2 separate regions of the Mus musculus genome follow, and region 2 is linked to region 1. The links are chromatin loops, found by intact Hi-C in ENCODE. Cell type or tissue: left cerebral cortex. All regions are shown on one strand. Links, peaks and the distances in the headings refer to the core of each region. The heading gives the core; the rest is flanking DNA.

Evidence for each region. Hi-C counts contacts between places; a loop is a spot of excess contacts. Peaks named below come from ENCODE experiments on the same cell type or tissue, not always from the same donor. Only the 100,000 strongest peaks of a DNase experiment are listed, where the experiment ranks them.
Region 2: it touches region 1 in a loop (11-fold over the local background); 2 of 42 quality-filtered maps call a loop at or near these places.

Annotation. Positions count from the first base shown.
Region 1 is chr2:145,379,049-145,387,285 of GRCm38, forward strand. The region is part of intron 2 of Slc24a3 (solute carrier family 24 (sodium/potassium/calcium exchanger), member 3); the gene reads left to right. Among named protein-coding and RNA genes, the nearest start is that of Gm52528, 21 kb to the left of the region's middle. In left cerebral cortex, for the core only: no CTCF peak of the experiment used is centred there; DNase peaks (open chromatin) are centred at 3,774 and 4,450; H3K27ac peaks cover 947 bases.
Region 2 is chr2:145,169,005-145,177,241 of GRCm38, forward strand. The region is part of intron 1 of Slc24a3 (solute carrier family 24 (sodium/potassium/calcium exchanger), member 3); the gene reads left to right. Among named protein-coding and RNA genes, the nearest start is that of Slc24a3, 5.3 kb to the left of the region's middle. In left cerebral cortex, for the core only: a CTCF peak has its summit at 4,396; DNase peaks (open chromatin) are centred at 4,153 and 4,266; H3K27ac peaks cover 763 bases.

The sequences.
Region 1 (8,237 bases), core at 1,010-6,009:
TCGTTGAATTTAGCTTGCTCTTATTTTATTGAGGAGTTTTTACAACGAATATCATGAGAGACACTACTTTGTAGTAGGAAACTTTAATTTCCCCCATCTACTTTTGGTACTAGGAAAATACTGAGCTTATGATACAGGCTAAGAAGTATCCTCTTTCTTTCTACTTTCTAGAAAAGACCACAGAGAAGTGATATGATCCTTCATCAAATGCTTGTTCACCTCACTAGTGCATTCACCTGAGATCTGTACTCCTTCCAAGGTTATTAATTCCTCTTTTAGAATACTGGTTATTGATTTGGTTTCTTCAGTGATATAAACCTATCCATATTATTTACCTCTTGATTGAGTTTTTGGTAGATTATAACTTTTAGGTTTATTTCATCTGTGTGCTCAACTTTATGGGCATAGGATTGTGATACTATTCTTTCATTACTATGTTAATGATGGTATAGCTCTATTTTCAGTTTTTAATTCCAATTATTTGTGTTGTTCAATATTTTGTATTTTAAACTAGATAGAACTACAAATTGTATTGATCTTTTCATAGGGCTCTGGGTTTTATTGAAATATTTTTATATTTTCAATTTTATTGATTTCTTCTCTCTTAAAATTTCTTTCCATTCTTACCTGGAATTTAATGATTTTAGTTTCCAAGCTAGAAACTTATCTTAGCAAGTTTACTATGCATATGTGTGTGTGTGTGTGTGAGAGTGTGTGTGTGTGTGTGTGTGTGTGTGTGTGTGTGTATGTATGTGTGTGTGTGTATGTGTGTGTATGTGTGTGTGTGTGTGTATGTATATGTGTGTGTGTGTGTGTGTGTATGTATCCATATTCTTTATTTCATTAGCAATACGGTTCATTGTTTAGATTTATATTGTATTCATTTATTGGGGTGGGCACATGACAAGGCACACAAGTGGAGGTGAGTAGATGACTTGTAGGAATCTGTTTTCTCTTTCCATGCTGTGGGTCCTGAGGATTTAACTCAGGCCACTGGGCTTACTGGCAAGTGTGTTTGCTCTCTGAGCCATCTCACCATTCCTGAGATTTTTTTTTTAATTACCAAAAAGCACAAAGATGGTTTAACATACTCTGTGTTACCATTAGCCAGAACTGACCTTGTCAATAATCCCATGTTTGTTTTATTGCCTTATAACATCTGACCTAGTGTATTATGTAATGTGACCAATTGCCATGGTCAGTTCTCATAACCTCTGCCCCTTTTCTCCATGACTGTCATGGAGCCAATGTCCTTGCTCACATGTACTGACTTGATGGCCACCTGAAGCATTCTTCTGTCCAGAAAGAAGAAAACTCCTTGAGTTGAAACAGAGTAGAAGCAGAATTCACAGATCTGATTCCGAGTCCAGTCTAGAATACATAGATACATATACATGCACCAGTATCAGTCTTGTTTAAGATATCTGGAAAACAGACCCAGCCAATGTCAAGGATTCACACTGTGTAGGTTATGTGTCAGTGTTGGTCAAGGAGAGGGAAGATGAGACAAGGAAAAGAACACATGGAAAGGTCACATATAAACCTGATAATGTAGGTGGCTGGCGTTTAACTCTTCTGAGAACTTGGTTACCCATGACAAATGAAGCCCTGACATTTCTGGACATAGATAAAGCCAACTCTCAAAGTCAGAATGGGGTTCTTAAGAAAGAGGCAGGGGCTTGCAAGCAGGAGTTGGGCAGTTATGTACTGAAGTAGTAAAGGCAAGGAAATGTGATAAGTCTTTCAACAATACCCATTGGAACCACCTGCGAAAAGTTCCTTTCCTGGAGTTGTACTTCTGTAGTAAATATAGAAGAGAGAAGGCAGAGCGCCACCCGTACTAACTGTGCTATGTGCCAGGCCGTGGGATCTCATCCCATCCTTGGAAGATGCTAAGAGGAACTGGGCTGTTATCTCCGTCCCCTTTGTCCAGGTGAGCATATGCAGATGTTCAGCCTTTATCTCTGGTATACACTAACAGCAGAACTCTGATAAACCTGCCCAGACTCTGGGTTTCAGAGCATGGCTTCAGTGAGTTACACAAAAGAACATCTAAGAGGAAAGAGCTACAATGGCAAAGAATGCTTGTGCTTAGCCAGCTTTTGGAGGGCAGAATATAATGAGTTCTGGGAGACTTTTAATTAAACGTTGAAAGTACAAGAGGTTGAAAGCAAGCTGCTTCAACGGGAAAGCTAATATTTACAGATACAAATGTAAAAGTCTGGAAACCCAGGTCTCTTATTAGGTGTAATATAATTACTGAACTTCTGTTTCCTAGCAATAAGGAAATATGTTAATTCTCTGTCCACTGGTGGCATTTAGGCAGGTCTTGGGTTTGGTCATGGGCTGGAGCCTTTGACAGGAGACAGGCCTTTGTTTTCATGGCTGCTGGAGTTATTTGGAATCACTCTGAAAGGAAAGCCGCTGCTTGTACTTAAAGGATTCGGGTGACTTGGATGAACCATTCGAGCAATAAATGTCAGAAGGGGCAATGTTCTTCAAGCGACCTTGAGTCACCCACAAAAACCAAAGTTGTCACACAGCTTTGCTGTCAGCCCATTAAGGGGCTTTGAGCAAGTCCACAGAACTCTCTGGACTCAATGGGAGTTTATTTATTTATTTTTGGTTAGGTCCTATTAGGATCTGTTAATTGCTTACAGCAATTCTCGGGTGAACAAATGGACAGGAGGAAAGCCTTTGCCAAAAGACCTTTGCATGAGCTCACACTGTCTGCTGTAAGCTGCAGCCCACATCTGTCATTTGCCCATGCTACCTCTGCTGAGTCTGGTGGTTCCCTATGGTTCCCAGCATCTCCTAAATGATTAGCATCAAGTCTCTAAAACCATCAAAACCCACCTTAGGGACACCATAAACCTAGAAGGAAGGACAAACAAAAAGTGTCTTGTTGATCCATGCTAATCATAAGTGATTTAATAGATTTTAGTAGTTTACTAACAGAGAAGTCTACTTATCACTCTTGCAAATTTCCACAACTCCACAGTATTCAGCAAGCGCCTATCCACACAGTGAGTATTCAGCAAGCGCCTATCCACACAGTGACTCAGAAGCCTGAGGGCCTTATACCTTCAGCTTGCCATTTGCTGGCTCCTCAGGAATTCCCTTATGCTTAACAGGTAGGGAAAGAGAGAAAATGGGGGATCGGGTGACAAGGGAAATTAGACCAAGAAAGCATGCATATAATTTCTGTCCCTGAATCACTGGCCAAAACTGAACTACCACACTAAACACCATGAGCTTAGTGACTTCAATATCTAGTATGTAGATTTTGCTGAAATCACGGCTAATTAACTCTGACTTAACTGTTTGAGAGCTGAAATAGGGTCACAAAACGTTGACATCCTGAAATGAGCTATGTCTTAAAAAGGTGAGATTTGGTGGCAATGAATATAAACCCGTGACCTTAGGTGAGGGGGAGCCTTTTTCAGGTGCATGGGATGAAGAGATGTCTTAAGAGCCCTGTGATTTGGGGTTTCCTTAGGTAGTGTGCTTATGGGCTCTCATATCAGCATAGTTTGCTAATCCTGAGGCAATAGTGAGTTCGACTAGGCCTCACCCACCACTCAGGAGTTCTGAGCTTGTGTACAGGTCACCAATGACTGACTCAAATGTGAACCTTACCATATAGCAGTATAACATTCAAAAGTCGGTTGCCTCTTTCCACAGGGAGGCACTACTTGTATCAGTCTTCCCAGGAAGCTGCCAAGGAATTAATGAGATAATCTCTGTGTGTTAGTCAGCTTTGCACTGCTATAACAGAATACCACAGACCAGAGCATCTATTAAAAAAATAGAACTGTACTCCCTCACAGTTCTAGCAACTGGGAAATCCAAGATCAAGAGGCTGGCCAAGGGCAAGGGCCTTCTGCTGCATCTTCCATGACTGAAAAGAGCAAGAGAGGATGAGAGGATGATGAGGTAGGAAAGAAAGCAGACAGAGGGAAGGGAGAGAGAGGAGGGAGGAAGTGAAGCTTTCTGAAGAGAAACGCCTCCTAACACTGTTATAGTGGGATTGAGTCTCCAGTATGTTTCTTAAGGATCCACTCAAAACATAACATTGTGCAAACCAGCTTAGCCCAGTCCTGGCTCCTAGTCAGGATTGTTAATATTTTAGAGAGTTCAGGCGTTGGAGCCATTTTCTTCTTTTCTCCTCATAAAAGAAATGCACACTTCCTGGAAGGGGGCGTATAGTCAAATAGCAGTTCCTCAGTGCCTCCTGGGGTGCACCTCGGAGTTAAATACATTGTAAGGACCCTGTCTGTTTTGTTCAGGAGTCCCTGAAAACAGCTTCAGAGATCAGATCGGGACTTAAGTAGTTTATCAGGTGACTGATGACCAGAAAGAAAGGAACAGGCAGCAGAGGGGCTTAGACAGAGAGAAGCTCCAACCAAGGCTGCCATATTGAACAAGTTATTGCTTGGAGCAGATGGGACTCTGGCTAGCACTGGGCAGAATGCCCTGCTTAGTCCTGTCTCTACCACCCACCCCCACTCCCACCCCCGCTGCTGCCTGGCTGAAAACCAACTCCTTGCGATTTAAGGACTAAGCAGCTTTGCTAGGAGAGAATGGGCTGAAAGCCACGGCCGGTGCTGGCAGGGAGACTCCGCTCTGGACTATGAGAAATATTCCTCTAGTTACAGTCGGACAGGTGTTCCGGGTGTGCAGCCGCACAGGGTGAACCAGCCTGACACACCTTTTCATGAAAATCAGTCTGATAGAATTCTCGGTGTGAGCCATGTGCTGGGAATGCTGAAGTTTCTTGGCCCAGACCCATACCCTTTGCACTGAAGTCGCCACTTTTGCAGTCATTAAGTGTGAACATTCAACGAGTCCATAAAGAAAATGACAGACAAAATGACAAAATTTCGTTATGGACAGTCATATCTGTCAATCGTTCACTGGACCATACACTGGACATTTGGGGCAAAAAGAAGGAACACTTCCTGCTGTAGATTCTCTGATGTGACACCACACATGCCACTCTACTAGCTGAAGGTCCAATCCCTGGCCAAACAGTGGCTACTCATTAGGCATCCCAGGTGCCCTCTAACTTGAAACCTTTGGGAAAGGTGCATCAGGTAGAAAATAAAAAAAAATATCATTTAAAAAAATGGCAGCTGTAATTTATACAACTATTGTTCGATGAGAGTTCCCAACTTTTTCCCAAGGAACAAAGCAATGGGCTTCAAATTACGGTCTTTGGGGAGAAAGGCAGAGAGTGTATTATTTGAGAAGATCATCTTGAGAGGCCATTGTTGATATGAGGTGAGAGCATCATGTCTCAAAGAGCATGGGTCTGACCATATCACATCCTTCCCTTCTGCCCACAAGAAGTTATATGAGGATACTGAAGAGGCCTGGATGGTGATCCCTTCCACCTACCAGACCAGGACTTCCTTCCACCATTCCAGCTTGGCTGATTGGCAACACCCAGGCTCAAGACTGCTTTTCACATAGGATGGGATGTTCTCTGGCCTGTTACACATTCTGCCTATCCTGCCCCTTCAGCAACGTGATTCCCATTCTTGCCCTCTCTTTCCTATCCTGATCATGATATTATGTGGTATGTTCTATAAGAAAGAGAAGCTGGCAGAGGGAACAGAAAAAGGAGTCTCTCCCCACTTGAGACATTCTTCAGCACACAGTTGTAATTCTTTAACCTATGGTAAATTCCCAAGGACTGACCACTTTCACTAGACTTTGCTGTTCTATAGAGTGCTTAGGTGCAGACCTAAAGAAAGCAAGTGTCCTTATGGTCCTCACAGCCTCATGAGCAATGGCTTAATAATAAAGCAATGGTGTCTTGTTTCAAACTCTTTAAAAGATGCCCATTGGAGGGACTCCCTTGAGGTTCTACTAGCATTTCATGTTTTACCCCAGTGGTGAATAGGTGAGTACGTTTAGTTAGATAAAAGCAATCAAGCCTAAGACTTATGACTTAGGCCTTCTCTGGTATACATGCTATATTTTAAAGGTGTTTCCTAAAACCTTAAATGAAATACATATGATCTGCCCCCCACCCAATGTTTCTTGACAAGCAGAGATTATGGTAGGATCCCAGCACTGAGTCACCTCTTAGGCTAGGGACCTTGCTCATCGCACATCCTACATAACCATAAATGGCCATCCTCACCTTACCCAACAGTGGGGGAGATGGGCTTTCTGCCTCATGCTTGGCACCTACAAGCAGAGCCAGCTCTTTATTTCTATTGCTAGTTATGGCTCTGCTGTGTAACACAGTGAAGAGGTGGCTGGAGCAAATCAACTGCAGCTGAAGCTGGAAAGCTCAGGTACTTGAACTTAATCTGCTGCTCTTTGCCACAACAAAGAACAGTTTGGTAGCAGCTCCCTGTGGCAGAGACAATTTGGTGTTGGCTATAAATACATGTAGGTGTGGAGTGTCTCAAGGTCATCAGCGAGATGACTTTTGAGCGGCTAATAAATGACAATCCCTCAGCCACTAGTTTTGTAGCTTCTATCTCTCTATAATGGTATTTTCTTCCTTCTCTCCAGCACAGCTGTCTTGGGAGTGGACAACACGATTCTTGTCACACAACTGGCATTGGTTCCTAGACTGTGAAAAAGCAATCAAATTTGTTTCTGTTTTATCTCACAGTAGTACTTGAATGGGCTTCCTACCCCAAATGAGTGAAAGGTGGATGTGTTTCTTTGCAGTCTTCCTCTTTCCTTGCTTGTTTTTCTAGCCTGTCTCAAGCTGTCCACATATTGTAAGACAAGATTCTCTCTGTGGCTCTTTTGAGATGTCCAAGGCCATAGCTCATTATAGCACAGGAACTTAAGTAAAAAAAAAAAAAAAAAAAAAAAAAAAAAAAAAAAAAACAGCCCCACTCCTGGGAAGCATTGTGTGTGAGAGATAAGATGCCCAGGGCTTATCCTGGATATACGCTGGGGCTGCTACAGCCACAGACTCACATCTGAACAGCCCTAGGGAAGAGATGGCATGCTTTGTACAGAGAAGAGTTAAAATTTCCCTGGGGATGGGAGACATTTATCAAAGGTTCACATTGAAACCTGCTTTCTTGCTATCAGCTTCTAGAAGTATTTCTGTCCCAATTGTCACACTTCATCATTGGCAAAATTTTAAAAATGGAAAGAAGGTAGCAAATGTGAGAATATGTGCAGGTGCATGTGTGCGTGCATACACACACAGGTGTGTGTGTGTGAGAGGGGGGAGGGGAGGGGAAAGGGAGAGAAAGAAATGGGAGGGGAATGGATACTATTGAGAGGGAAGCAATATTCTGATTTCCTTGGGGATAGCTGAGAGGCTAAACAGAGCTAAGAAACAGGCAAAAGAAACCAGATACCCTTCTGGTGAGGGGCCTCTGGGTCACTGTATGTTTTGACTTTTCACAAAGCATTATCTAAGGAAAGATTTGCTTTCCCACACACTTCTTCTGGCCATTGAGAGAAGAAACTATTGATGGACACAAAGAACATCGAGTTAGCCACTGGAGTCCTTTGGAAATCTCATCAAGTTCTGGAGACCCTTGACTTCTGATTCTGAATGAAAAGCTGCCAAGTACTCAAAAAGACTATGTCCTGTGGACAGAAGTAGTGCATGCTCAGCAAGTTTGCTTTAGTATTCCCAGGCTCCCTGGTGCGCTGGCTTGCTGTGTTCCGGTGTGTGCTTCCCTGCTTCATATACCTGACGCCTGTCAAGTTACCTCTCTTTCCCCAGGCCACTTGCAGTGTCTGCCCACCAATAAAGTAAGGGGGAACATGCACATAAAAACACCAGGAGAGAGCCAAGAGAGAACCCAAGCTACCCTGTGTGGCTTTAAACATATTTCTCTACCTACCTCTCCTTTCTGAAGTATTTTATTTGAACTACATATCACTCAGCTCACGGACAAAAGCCATTTTTGCATTTTACAAACTTCTATCTCCAACTATCTCCAATTTATTTTAGGTGATTGTTACCAGATTTTAGTGAGTTACCCTTAAAGCTACCAGACCACCATAGAATTAGCATATGTGCCACTTCAGGTCAGGAGGCAGAGATGCTTGGGTTGAGATGCATCCTCAAAGCAAGTAGTTTAGAGGCAAGCCTGGTGTGTTTGAATAGATGCAGCCTGTTGTTGACAGGAGGGGCTACACAGATGGTCCTGTTCACCTCTCACCCATCTGTGGAGTTCCCTGTCATCAAGCTATCAAAAAGGAACTCATATCCTTATATTTTTCCAGTGTATAAACTTGAT
Region 2 (8,237 bases), core at 1,851-6,850, 210 kb before region 1:
GTTGTCCATTGGAAACAATTTGGACTCTGGGGTGCAGCTGTGTAAGAAAAAGAAACAAAACAACCTCACAGAAAGGAAAGACTTGAAAGAATAACGGTCGTAAAATGATTTCTTATCCTGGCTTTTCGAATATCAGGGTTTGTGGGGAAGCAGACAAATAAATGATTGTGGGGTAAAACAGTTACAGCTATGTGCTGTACTGTTAAGATAGGCACAGTTCTAATACGTGGTGCTTTGAAGCACACAATAAAAGCATTTTGATAGCGATGGTGACATTTTAAAAGGTGCCATCAATCAAGAAAGGGTTTTCCCTCACCATGGCTGGTGTGGTGCCTCATGGTGAAACTCAGGGGTCATTCTGAACTTAGCAGATCTCTCTACGGACTTCATCATATATGGTAATAGGAGAGAAGCGGGCCTGGTCTTCAGCAAAACCCTTAGACTCCATGACTCTCTCTATTGCTTTTGAATCTCTGATTTTCTGGCCCTGGGTACTGACATGAGGGAGGTGGGCTGTACTATTTGAATGAAGTGAGACTTTTTTCCAAGGGAAGATTCAGACCTGCTAAGTAGTATGCACTGACTGTCCCGAAGAGGGTGAGTGGAAGCCAGCAGATAGTTTATGCTTCCGTTGGCAAGAGTTATTCCAAATCACTTGGTGGCCGTTTCTCTACAGGTTGGAGCCTGTGAGTAACAGGCTTCCCAGCACTTTGCAGGGCATAAAAGACATTTGTCCTGGATGTTGAATGTGATCCATAGGATTAAGTGGATCAATTGCAGGGGTTTCCGTTCCTGCTACCACCAGATGCTGGAATATCTGGGCTGATAAGGCATCACACACTGTGAACTTAGAATCTGATGACTACTCTTCCCTTTTGAGATAGTTTTCCTGACATTTCTCTCCAGGTGTTACTGACTCAGACATCATTCCATAGCATGCCCCCATCTCATTCCTTCTCTTGTTTATCTTTCTCTTCTCTTTCTCACTTCTCTAGCCTGTCTGCTAATGTCCAGTTTATGAACACTTCCATGCATAGCAAGAAGACTTAGTTGGGAAAAACCCAACAATGCTAATGACCTTGCTACGCAGGCTCTGTTTACAGCCCCCACCCCCAACTCTATGACTTGCTAGTCTTAATTCGGTCTCTAGTCACCTTTTCTTGCATTAGATACTGATGTTTTCAATAGGTGAAGCACAGCCGTGTTGGAGCAGCAAGACACAGTCTTCTTTCGAGATAATTTTAAACAGATTATTTACCACATAGAGATCTTCCAATGATATTTTTGCCTAGGGAATTGCCATTTAGTATTATAAACATCAGGGCAGAGACTCTTATCCTGAAATTTGGGGGGGGGGCATTCTACATACTATCCTTGTGTCATTGGCAAAGGGTTCAAAATTCACCTCATTTTAAAGATACTGGGACTCACAAAAGGTGACTGAGTGAAGTCATATAGGAAGTGAGGTGTGGAGGTATAAACCAACCTTAGGTGACCTTTGTTCTCAGCTCTGTTTCTTGCTTCAGGGTGCAAGACTGTGGTGTTCATATGGTCATGGGGGGGGTACCTTCCTAATAACCAAAGGTAATTTTTATGTTTAAAGGCATGTGGTAATTATTAAAGATAACCAGATATCTTCTCAGAGGCTTGTTTCCCATGATTCCCACCCCCACCTTGTTCTTTTTCTTTCTTATAAAAAGGGTGGTTAGTTCTTTTTATAAGAAAGTCCAAATAGAGGTGTATGGCAGTTATGTTACATAATGTCTAACATTTCTAATCATGGAATTTAGGATCTCTTTCTTAATTTCTAAGTAAATCCAGATTTGGTTATATACTAAAAAGTTTGCTTCTGTTTTGCAAAGCTCTGTATTTGGTTAGAAGTATAGAAAAGAATCTATACTGTTTTTGTTTTCTCCTTCTGTGTAGCTAGGACATGAGGATTGTTTAATTTAGGTCAGGAAGAGTTAGTGCTGGAATGAGGAGAATTCTTAATTCTAACTACAACAAAAGCAATAATAATGATAACAACTACAGTTTGGGCATCCCAAGTGCCAGGCCCTGTGCCAAGCACACTTTCTGTGCATTTACCTCGCTGGCAAACACTGTCTTCAGTGCTGAGAGCCTGCAGCAGGGGACACACAAAACCCAGGTGCCCTATTTAGTGGTTGCCAATGAAGATCTCCTTTTTGATCTCTGTGTTCAAAGCCAATTTAAATAAGGTGTTAGATTTGCTAATGAAGTTTTCATTTATTCTTGCAATGAGAACAGATTACTTTTATATGTATTGAGTGGCTTAGAAGTGTTTCACTTTTCTTGATACATGGTCATCTTTCTCCAGGAGTAGGGGTTAAAAAAAAAATCTCACACATACACACAAACACTTTTGTGCGTATCTCTAGGAAGTTCTAAGAGGTGTAACTAAGAAAAAACATATATTTGAACACACACACAAATACATACATCTGTGTGTACACATGTGTGTATGTGTGTGTGTATGACACATGGATATATATTTTATATGTCCATTATTATGGCTATCTAACAAATGAGCTCCAACCTTGACTCCAAACAGCTGTTCACCTTTCCTGCTCATGGATAATTGGCTCAGGAGTTTGGATGGGCAAGTTCCAGATGGCTTTTCTCTACTCCATTATGTCACAGGCCACGGCTGTGAAAACTGCAAGTCTGAGCCACCCGATTTGACAGTCAGCTCTGGAATCATCCCAGAGGACATCACACCCATGGATAAGGGCTGATGTGGATGTTGACACAGACCAACCCATGGCCTTTCCATGGGGCTCAGCTTGAACTTCCTCAGAGCATGGCAGCCAGGTTCTAAGACAGCACTCCTGAAAACAAGATGGAAGGGCTTAAATTTTAGGCTCTGGCTTCAGAAGTCACAGAGTGCTGTTGCCATGGTGGTCTTCTGCTGGTCGAGGCAGAAACAATGCCAGCCAGGTTGAAACAGTGGGGACATAGAGTCTCTGCTTTCTCAGTATAATGGGAGATACGATGATTGATGTATTTGGAAACATCTGGAGATCTGAAGGGATTGTAACTTAGGAGTGAGTGAAGGCATGGCCCAAAGTGGCCAGTGGTTGAATAAAGGAAGTATATAATATGCATTTGCATGCAGATATTTGCATATACACCCATGTGAATATATACTGTAAATTCATGCACATGTGCAATATCTTTGAAATGTTCTCCAATCATGAAATTTAATTGCTGTTCATCTTATTTGATATGGAGATGGGAGGTAACTACTGATGAAGGAGCTACTATAGGGTTTCGAACTGCAAACCCGAGAGTCCGTCTTTGCTTCCATGGACTCTTACTCATCAGAGGGCTTGGGGTGCAGCCTGCAGACCCCTAGCTCAATAGCCCCTCCCTTGGACTTCCCTTTTCTGATTTTACTTGACTTTTTCTGTTACTTCCCAAGGATGTGACCTTTCTGGTCCCAGATTTCTCCCATGCGCAGGTCCACTGTACTGCTGTGTCCACCACAACTAACTAATCCTTCAATTCTGCAGTTACTTAATCCTTCATGGCCAGGCCAAGGTCCTCTGGACTATATTAGACTCCCCACAGCGTCCTCTGGAAACACTGCTTTCTGTTGACTGTATTTATCAAAGTCGGCAGCTATCTATTTATTTGGTCAGTGTTTGAGTAACATTCCTGCTCACTGGATTCTGAGCTCCGGGAGGTCGGAGACCCTGTGATCTATTCTGACATGTCACCCCTATCACCCAGCCCGTACCAGGAGCTCAAAATATATTTGTTATGCTTGTTTACAAGCCTTTTTGGTTTCTGAATTTTAATGCCCACGATCAAAACAAAACAGAACAAACCCCGTACCATGTTTTAGGCCCCTGCTTGCTGACATGTGTGTATTTTTGTAAGTTCTAGTCTTGGAGATTTGACACAGTTACCCATTTCTCTTTGGAGATCACTGGGATGAAGAACAGTGCCAGGCTGTGCCTGGTATCAGTTGGAGAGTGGTAGGATTTGAACCAGGCCATGCCTGTGTCGAAGCTGCATATGGCTATATTCTCCAGCACTGGCAGAGAGGATGTGAACACAAGACAGGGAATCGCCCTGCCTTTTTCAGTCAGCCAAGGAGTAAGGAGTAACAGAAGGTTGGTTTCATAGAAGCAGTATTTTAGAAACACGTTGCTTTCAACCTTTTCTATTTTCTGCACAAACATATATAGAAGTGTTTCTTTCCTCCTGCCTTTTCTTAGCTGCTCATCAACCCAGATTTTTCTCAAAGATTTCCTCTCCTTGCAAGCCTTGAATCCTTGTGGGAAGATTTTTTTTTTCTTACCCTGGAGGGTTGGCAAAGCCAAAAGAGTTGCAAAACTAGCTATTTGCTGAGCATTCCAAGGCCTGGTGGAAGCTGGCTGATAGTGCAGGACTTTGGCAACTCTTGCTTCTATAAGGAGTGTTCCTTGCACACAAGGAGAATCTCTATGCGTGTGTTTGGGTAACAGACAGAAGGATATCACAGAGACTATCCTAATGGGGAAACTGAGGTCTAGGGGGTTCCAAAAATATCCATAGAGTCACATTGCAAGTGGGTTATGATCTCAGGAGAGTAATTTGAGGCTTTTTGGCTGATGGCTGCCAGGTTCTGATTCAGTAGAGTTTATTTGACAGCCAGTCTTATTCATTGCTTGCAAATAGTTTCAAACAAGATCCTGTCATGTAGGATCTGAGAATGAGAAGTAGTGAGGATGCAAGATTTGCTATGAGCCAAGGGATGATGGGCTTCCAGCACTTCACGTGCTGTTCTCTCTATCCACTTCTGCCTTGGGATGGGCCATGCTCCTCACTGTTGCTAGTCTTAGGCTTTGATGGCTTCCCTACCCCATCACCATCTTTGTTAGCTGCCTTTTTGTGAAATTCATCTCAGTGGATTCCTTGGAAGGAGTCCTTTCTGGGATTTCAGGGCAAGAGACCTGGGCCTCTTTATATTTGCCCTCTTTAATCAGGCAGTACTGGTTGTTGGGCTGACAGTTGTATCTGAGATGATACTCAGTATCTATCTTTTGTCTTTGTGAGAAGCGAGACAGTGTAGCTACCTTTGAAGAATTGTTGGAGATACGAATGAGAAATGCACTGTGTCCTGGAGCAGCATGTGATACTTTGGAGGTTCTGGAATCTGGGAAACAAAGGGAAAGTAGAAGATGGGGAGGGGGAGGGATGGGGGGAGGGGTGGAGTTAGGCAAACTCCTAGAAAAGTGCACAAAAATAAATGCAGGCAGACAACTGACAGAGATGCAACTAACTGCAGGTGGCCAATAGCCACAAATAACATTTTCCACCCTTAATTATCAAGTGGGAAATTGGAACATAAAAATAACCAAGATGATGTCTTTTTTATTTTTTATTTTTGGATAATTAGATTGGCAAAAGTTAGACGGGGGGGGGGGGGGGGTTCAAGTGTAGTTAACTATAACGTGGAAGCTGTGTGGCTAAATCCTCCCCCTCCTGTTTGAATCATGTCCATGCTTGTGGGACTAGAACAGCCATATGCATTTTTTGAGCCTTATGTGAAAATTCGATGGACTTGAAACCACACGGGGACCATGGAAGTGGTTGGCTATGATATGAAGTTTGGAGTTCAGGATTAGCAGGGAGCTCTAGGGGTCAGAAAAGACCAGTGCCAGTTGCTCATTTAAACCATGCAATCTAGCATCCAGTCTTTGCTCGGCAGTAGCTATGTGTTCCTGGGAGGGTGAGCAGATAAAACCAGCTCAGCTGCTACCTGGTTTAGGGAATTTCCCATTTGTAGCTTTTGCAGTATTGACAATGTTCCTCTTCATTTCCCCCTTTACATTGCTGCTTTGTTACAGCTTGGATAAAAGACTTTTTTTTTTTTTAACTCTGGTCTGCCACCAGAATTTGAACCTATGGAGGACACGGGAGAACAAAGGGGCCACAGTGAGCAGTCTGCCATTACACATCGACACCACGATGTCAATAATGTCATTTTCCAGACAGAATGTGAAATATTCATTTATGGACAGTTTGACTTAGTGGGCTGGTGGGACATGAAGCCGACAGTTAAAAGCTGGGATTATAAGCAGTTGCGACCACAGATGAGGAGCAGAGCCGAAGGTGAAAATCATCTCTTTGGTGAGCTCCTGCTCCCCGGTCTTCTCTGCTGTGTCACCTCGGGAATTCTGAGCTTCACTTGTGTCTCCATCTTACCCAGAGATGCTAATGGACTGTTGCAGAGTGTGGTGTGGGCATTAGGATTCTTGGCAAATGTGGGTGCCAAGTCTGAGCCTCAGTGGGCTAGGTTAATATGCAACGCTCACTGTATGTGACCATGTAAAGGCTCCATGTCGCTGAGCTGTGAAACACACTGAACTCACAATTTTCAGTTCTGAATGTAAATCTACTCTCTTCTAACTTAGCTGGCTAAACCTTTGCTACAATTTCAGGCCAAACTCTCTTCTCTCAGCCTCGTCTTATCCCCATGTGTATGCTGACATTAAGTTCTCCGGGGGCGGGGGGGGGGGGTTCTCTTGGAAGTGATCTCCATCCAGATTCTTCCGGCCTTTCGTTGTCTGCTCAGGTGGCTTGGTCATCTTGCTGTCTAGCTGTCATCTTGCCACCTTCCCTCAGCTCTATGCTGCACACATCTCTCTCCACTCTGCCCCGGAAGTGTCTTCCAGGAAGTCATGTGTGTATCCCTCTCGGTGCATCCCTGCACTTGTCGTTTTGGATATCACATGTTCCAGATGCCCCCATAATAAGGCAGAGAAAGCACAGGGTTGACACCCTGTATGTTTGAAGATATAATCCTTCTCCTGACCCCACATGTCAGATAGATCGGGCTCATAATTTAGGTTACCCACCTGTAATGCTAGAACTTGGGAGAGCAGAGGCAGGAGGGCTATGGTTTTAAGGCTGACCTTAAATCTAAGATAAAAGGAAAAGAATGTAGGGTGGACCTCATTTTCCCTGAGGATCTGATGATGTCTCTTGGCTATCTTTCTTTAAAGATGCCATTAAGAAGTCTGATGCTGTCCTGGTTTTTTACTGCTTTTAGACTCCATCTCCTTTTTTGTCAGACATGTATGTGATTTTCTCTGCTTCTCATGTGCTATTTGCTCCCAGTGCCAGTGATGTTATAAAGACTGCTGTGGGTATGTGTCTGTCCAGGCTCTTAGTCTTCAAATCTGGAAGTGAATGTCACCCAGGCCTGGAGACTTGCCCTCTGTGATGTTCACATCCTTGTTCACTTGGGTTCCTAAGGGTACCTCCTAGACTGTCTTTTTTTTTCTACTTTCACCTTTTTTATTGATTTTTTTTCTGTTTGAGATAAACTTTGTTATACAGCTCAGGCTGGCCTTGAACTCATGATCCTTCTGCCTTGCTTCTCACAGGTAAGTATACAGTAATATGTAATTGCGCCAGACCTTTGCTCTGATGTCTACTAATGTTATTGGTTCTCTCTCTCTCTCTCTCTCTCCTCTCTCTCTCTCTCTCTCTACCTACCTATTTATATTTACACATGTGGGCATTTTGACTACATGTATGTCTGTGTACCACATGTATGCCTAGTGCCTGAGGAGGCTAGAAGTGAATGTTGGATCCTCTAGGACTGGAGTTATAGAGGGTTCCAAGCTGTCATATGGGAGCTGGGGATCAAACTCAGGTCCTGTGGCATAGCAGCCAGTATTCTTAATCTCTGAGCCATCTCTCCAGCTCTTCCACAAGTTTTTTTTTTTTTTAAGAACTTTCCTCCCCTTAAAAATAAACTTTACTTGATGTGTGTGTGTGTGTGTGTGTGTGTGTGTGTGTGTATGATGTGTGTCATGTGTCAGAAGCATGTGTGTGGAGGTCAGAAGGTTAACTGGTAGAATCAGTTCTCTGCTTCTGCCTTCAGTAGGGTCTGAGGACCTCACTCAGGTCATCAGACTTGCACAGGAAGCCATTTTACCCATGGGACCACCTTGTGTGGCCCAGGTTTCCTACTCTGACACAGGCTTTCATTTCTGAGGTCACAGCTCTAATTGCCAACAGCTGCTTTACCTGTGAGTTCCTTTTGTAGTCTGTCTCACTCCATCCACATGCATCGTCTCTCCTACTTCTAAATACGTGCAGTAGTCCTGAAGTTTCTGTTGACTCCTGTGGACTCCTGTAAGCAGTAAAGTACTTCTTGTCCATTTATGTTGTTGCATTTTTCTAATCAGTGCCTTTAATAGCCAGGAGAACTTGTG